Regions from separate parts of the Homo sapiens genome. Here region 1 is linked to region 2. A link is a loop called in an ENCODE intact Hi-C map of the cell type or tissue named here. Cell type or tissue: gastrocnemius medialis. All regions are shown on one strand. Links, peaks and the distances in the headings refer to the core of each region. The heading gives the core; the rest is flanking DNA. Region 1 overlaps CACNA2D1 (calcium voltage-gated channel auxiliary subunit alpha2delta 1). Region 2 has its middle 28 kb from the start of CD36.

Evidence for each region. Peaks named below come from ENCODE experiments on the same cell type or tissue, not always from the same donor. Only the 100,000 strongest peaks of a DNase experiment are listed, where the experiment ranks them.
Region 1: a loop joins it to region 2, with 4 times the contacts of the local background. A loop is called at or near these places in 1 of 110 quality-filtered maps.

Annotation. Positions count from the first base shown.
Region 1 is chr7:82,409,212-82,412,134 of GRCh38, forward strand. The region is part of intron 1 of CACNA2D1 (calcium voltage-gated channel auxiliary subunit alpha2delta 1); the gene reads right to left. Among named protein-coding and RNA genes, the nearest start is that of CACNA2D1, 33 kb to the right of the region's middle. RefSeq lists an enhancer at 1,094-2,581. In gastrocnemius medialis, for the core only: no CTCF peak of the experiment used is centred there; a DNase peak (open chromatin) is centred at 1,420; H3K4me3 peaks cover 991 bases; H3K27ac peaks cover 2,500 bases.
Region 2 is chr7:80,608,842-80,611,764 of GRCh38, forward strand. It overlaps a transcript of CD36 not described here. Among named protein-coding and RNA genes, the nearest start is that of CD36, 28 kb to the right of the region's middle. In gastrocnemius medialis, for the core only: no CTCF peak of the experiment used is centred there; a DNase peak (open chromatin) is centred at 1,110; H3K27ac peaks cover 2,500 bases.

The DNA of each region.
Region 1 (2,923 bases), core at 146-2,645, 1.8 Mb after region 2:
TGAGTGACTATTACTTGTAGATTATCAGATACTGAAAGTCTTGTGACTTTTTTTCAATTATGTTAGTACATTTTAAAATGTTTTTTCTGCAAGTCATGCAAGCCAAATATATGTGGATGTAAATAATTCTGAATGCACCTTACAGAGTTCCCCAATTTTTTAAAGGTCTATTTCTTCTGGTAGCCTCTTAATACAGGAAACTGAAATATGAAGAAATAAAGTGTGGTACCCAACATGATGCAAGTATTGGCAAAAGCAGAAACTAGTTACTGTTAGGTTCTCCTATTCAGTGATTCTCAACTTTGGCTACACACTAAAATCATCTGGGTAAATTCTTAAAAATACCAATGCCAGGCCAATTATCCTCATCTCTAGGGTAGGGCCAAGGCGCTGGTAACTTTTTTAAATTCCCCAGGCGATTCAAATGTGTATCTGTGGTATAAAGCCACTGTACCTCTCGTAATTCCAATGTACAATGTGATTGCTGAGAGTTCCTGAGAAAATCATTGCCTAAGGTCTCTTTCGCACACTATCGTTTTCTGGGTTTTAAATACAGTCATGCAACACTTAATGATAGGGATACATTCTGAGATATGCATTGTTAGGCGATTTTGTCATTGTGCAAATATCATAGAGTGTACTTATACAAACCTAGATAGCATAGCCTACTACACATCTAAGTTGTATGGTATAGCCTACTGCTCCTAGGCTACAAACAACACGCTACGGTACTGAATACTGTAGGCAACTGTAACATAATGATAAGTGTCTGTATATTTAAACATATGTCAACATAGAAAGCTACAGAAAAATAAAGTATTATAATCTCATGGGACCACTGCCATATATGGGGCCCATCATTGAATAAAATGTCATTATTTGGTGCATGTATTTGAAACCGTGCATCTTAAACTATTACACTTACTTTTCTCCTGAGTAGCATGCTTTAGATAAACCTCTAAGTAATAGTTCCTCTAGTTTCTTCAGAAACATAAACACACATGCAGAATTTTAGTAGAAAAAAAGATGCTCTACTTTATTACAAGAAAAGGTATGTTTGTGTGATTTGAGACTTTTACAATATCTGCTTAGGTTGTGTAGGGGAGGCCCTAAAATATACCTTTTCATCCTTTCCTTATGAATCAATCCATCATAGCGGTTTACCTAATCCATTTTTATTAAATATTGTTTATCACTTCTGTACTGCTATCTATCCAACATCTTTCATTCTGATTGGCTTAGCCTTAAGAAAAAACTAACGCATGTTAACAGGCAGTAGAAAAATTACCTCTTTCATGAGCTCAGTGGTCTGAAGGTGCACGCTACATCAGGGGTGGCTGATGCCAGGTGGCTGGCTTGCGACACTTAGGAAGTCCCTCACACCTGTCAAGGGAGGCAGACTGCAAGAGAGAAGGCGAGTCTGACTGAGCAGGCGCGTAAGGGCAAATCCTGCTCCCAACTGCTGCTAGCAGAGCTCTAAAAATAAAGCGACAAAAGCACGGGGAAGGCAGAATGAATTCTTAACACTTGTACTCTTCTATTTCTGTCTGTTACGAAGCAGGTGATCTCAGTACCAAGCGATGAGTCTTTTAACTTTCTATATCCCTCACTTTCAGAAATGATCCTCATGACTGCATTCATTCCAGCTGTTTCAAATTCATAATCATAAAAGGAATCTTTTTTAATCTTTCGAGACTGCCCTCTCTCTCATAGGATTACATTCTAAAATAAGCTTCTTTGATATTCATTTGCCTATTTCACTTTGAAGATATTTTTTCACATGTATTATTCTGGAAAACAAAATGTTTATTCCTTTAATACTTTATATATTCTTTGAGAGAAGCAAGAGTTTTAAAAGCCATTCCTTTATCTAGAGAGTGTCTTCCAGGTAACAATCACTAGCCTAGAGAAAGTGAAAGTATGAACTTGTTAGCAACATCTTTTAATGGCCCTCCAAGTAAGGCCATATTTATTATAAATGTTATTTTAAATAATCTGGTGCCTGAGCAGCTCTGCGTGAGAGGGGAATGCAATGTAGTGGTTGAGAGAAAGTTTGAAATCAGATAGACCTGAGTTATAGCCCTGCCCCACTATTACTGTCTATATAGTCCAGAACAGGTGATTTATTAACTGCTCAATACTTCAGTGTCTTCATTTATAAAAACGAAAATAACATATTTCCCTGTTTTATAGAATTGAGACCAGAATTAAATAATATAAGCAAAACACTACCATACTGCTTGGTATCTAGTACTCAATAGATGACACCAATTATTATTATTGCTAACAACAAATTGTTAACCAAATAAACAGCTGATGATTCAAAAGATAAAGAAGTAATATTATTTAAAATATATTGCTGACATTTTAAAATAAGCACCTATATGTACATCCAAGAATCTAAAACCTCAAAGCCTATTCTCCATACAGGTATGCGGACACCTTGCCTCTTCCCATTCTTTCTGGTATATGGAGCAGAAGAACTAGAAGTAGAAAATATCTTGGGGAATTTTTCCTGAGTAGCAGTCTTCACTGGAGACACTTCTGCATTTTAAGGCATTTCTCGCAATAGGCATGCACAGGACATGTCTAAATTTGCTGAGAAGTAAAAAAAAAATTCACAGCAATTCAGAGTACCTCAGGATGTTAAACTCCTTACCTCAAGCCAAACGAAAACTAAATCTCACACACACACACACACACACACACACACACTCCCCATTATCTGGATTTGCAAATCCCCAAAAAACCCTCTTTCATAGTTAATCATTACCACTTTACCTAAATCTCAAATGGTGCTGCTGAGCTGCCATCCACATAGGTGTCACCAAACACATGACAAGTCATTTTTAAATATAAACTTTGATCAAGACACCAGGCCTGTATATATACTTCAAAACATCAGGTACATAATAAATATATA
Region 2 (2,923 bases), core at 164-2,663:
TAGCTATTCATGCTAACTTCTAAATATCTTCCATATCCACTAAGTATTTCTGAAATCTTTCCCACATTTCCCACCCCCACCCCCATAGCCAGTTTTTAAGTTCAACTACATAATTTCCTTTCTAGATTATTTTGATAGGCGTCCTCTGGCCTTCCCTCCAATCCATTCTTCATGCTGATGCCAAGGCCATCTCCTAAACCCAAATTTTGTCATGCGCTCCTTCTCTAAAAATCCTTGAGTAGTCCTATGTTGCTTTCAAGATAAACCCACGAGAGAATGAATTCCAGGTAATCAAGGCACACATACAATATAAAGTTTGGTATAGTATGTGTTACATTAGGGCTTCACGTTTGTGGTCATTTGTGGCCACTTTTCTGGTGTCTTGTTCTTCCAAAACTCATACACTGTACCGAATCCTTACTGAAACATGTTTCCCCAGTTGTATGTTTATTATTTTGTATGTTTCTTTATGTATCTGTATTTGGGGAAATGCTTGTGATCCACTATACCCTCTCCCACTCTGTACCCGGAGCTGTACAATGCAGTCCTGGCATAAGGAACCACTTCCTCCACCACTGTCCTTTAACACCTTCTCTCCCTCACCATTCACTCTTCCTACCTGAGTGTAGATGTCACGGCCTATTAGAATTGTCTGTTTATGAATCTGCCTTCCTAGACCTGCTGGGAGCTACCTAAGCGGGGTGTCAGGTTTTTGTTTTGTTGATTCTCACGTTTTCTCCCAATCAGAAGTCCAAACTAAGAATACTTTAGGAATGTATTTAAGTTTACTCTTGCAAGGGCTACTGATTGATAAAATATTTGCCAATGTAATTGGGGGGAATAAAAGCATGTATAAATAAAACAAAGTTGATGATTCAAACTATGATAGCAGAATAATTTCACACGTAATCTGAAGATTTCAACAACAAGAGCTTGATAGGAGACATAATACAGTATTAGAGTCAGAAAAAATAGTTACAAAAAGCCTGAGTTAGTATTTGCCTGTCTTTTGGCTTGTGATCTGTTGGTGAAGGGAGCCAGATGAGAATTTGGTTCAGGTTACAAGTATGATCACCCAGCAGGTGCTTGCTATGTAGGCAAAGGGTTGAGGACAAGATAAGATTAGGAAAGGACATGCGCTGTGAGGGGTGAGCCAAGCTGTGGGTCTGATCTAGGTTTAAAGCCTTCCTTGGAAAACAAGGACTGGCAAGTGAATACTGGAAACTGAAGAGTGAGAAGTATTATCCAAAAGCACACAGCTCACTTTTAACAGCTGATTAAATGAGACTAGATTTATCACAGTAGTTCTCAAAAATTGGCATGAGAATGATAAAAAATGTTTAACTTGGTATTCACAATGCCTTTTTAAAAATTGTTACTATATTGTCATTGTAATTATCATCATCATTACTCTTATTTTGAGTTTTCCTGATCTATATTTGTGCTCTGTATGTCTCACCTCAGACTACCTAAGATTTTTAGTCCCTTCTAGGAAGTTATTTAAAATCTACCCACAATTATTTTGGTAGCCATTTACTGAGAGGGTAATTTAGCTTCCTAATATTATGGTATTTTTATGTCATCTTTTGTAAATACAAGAATAGTAATATCTTCAGTGTAGTCGCTGAGGCTTCTTTCCTTTAGTGAAGTTTTAGCGAAACAGAATTTTCCTCTATCTTCTTTTGAACATATTTTAAACAGTTATTTTAATTTTATTTATTTATTTATTTTTTATCTTTTATCTTTTTTGAGACGGAGTCTTGCTCTGTCTCGCCCAGGCTGCAGGGCGGTGGCGTGATCTCGGCTCACTGCAACCTCTGGCTCCTGAGTTCAAGCGATTCTCCTGCCTCAGCCTCCCCAGTAGCTGGGACTACAGGCGCCCGCCACCACGCCTGGCTAATTTTTTGGATTTTTACTAGAGACTGGTTTCACTGTGTTAGCCAGGCTGGTCTCTATCTCCTGACCTCGTGATCTGCCTGCTTCAGCCTCCCAAAGTGTTGGGATTACAGGCCTGAGCCACGGCACCCAGCCAGATTTTTTTATTTTTTAGAGACAGGGTCTGCTCTCTCTGTCAGTCAGGCTGGAGTGCAGTGGCACAATCATAGCTCACTGTAATCTCAAACTCCTGGCTTTAAGTAATCTTCCCCACTCAGCCACCCAAGAAGCTGGGACTACAGGTACACACCACCATGCCCAGCTAATTTTTGTGGTTGTTTCTTTCTGTAGAGGCAGAGTCTCTCTATGTTGCCCAGGCTGGTCTCAAACTCATGGCCTCAAGCAATCCTCCCTCTTGGGCCCCACAAACCACTGGGATTATAGGCCTGAGCCACTGCGCCCTGCCTTGAACAAAATTATAATAAAGCTCTTGAGTGTTTTGTGGCCTTTCAGCAGATGCTCTGCCCCCCTGTTGTGACCTGGCCATGTTTCTTGTCTCAGCCTGCTTTTTTCTCCCATACATGACACAGAGGCCCTAACCTCAAAATCGTCGTCCCGTGTCATTTTGCACACCCATAATAATCTCTCCTATTTCTTATCACTGTGGCATCTTCTAATTTTTCTTCTTTGAGTTTCTCTTTAGTCATCTTGAAAATTCTGAGAGATTGTGCTAGCATATACATGAGAGCCTCCTGATAGCACTGGAGTTAGGAGCCAAGTTTCTTAGATGCTTTATTACTGCCAATGTCCTTTCTTTAACCAAAGACCAACAGGAACACACCTGTAGTGAAACAAGTTCATTACTCATTGAAAAGAGAGGAAAGTGTACCATAGGGAACTGACAGTGACCCGGTAAGAAGATGTTAGGAAAAATCTATTCTAGAATTTGGACTTCGGTTGGTTGGTTGGGGAGGGTCGAGGAGGTGATACTGAAGGAAATAGAGATTTGCTCTGAATTAGATGTTGTCAGGAGGCAGGATAATTTTAT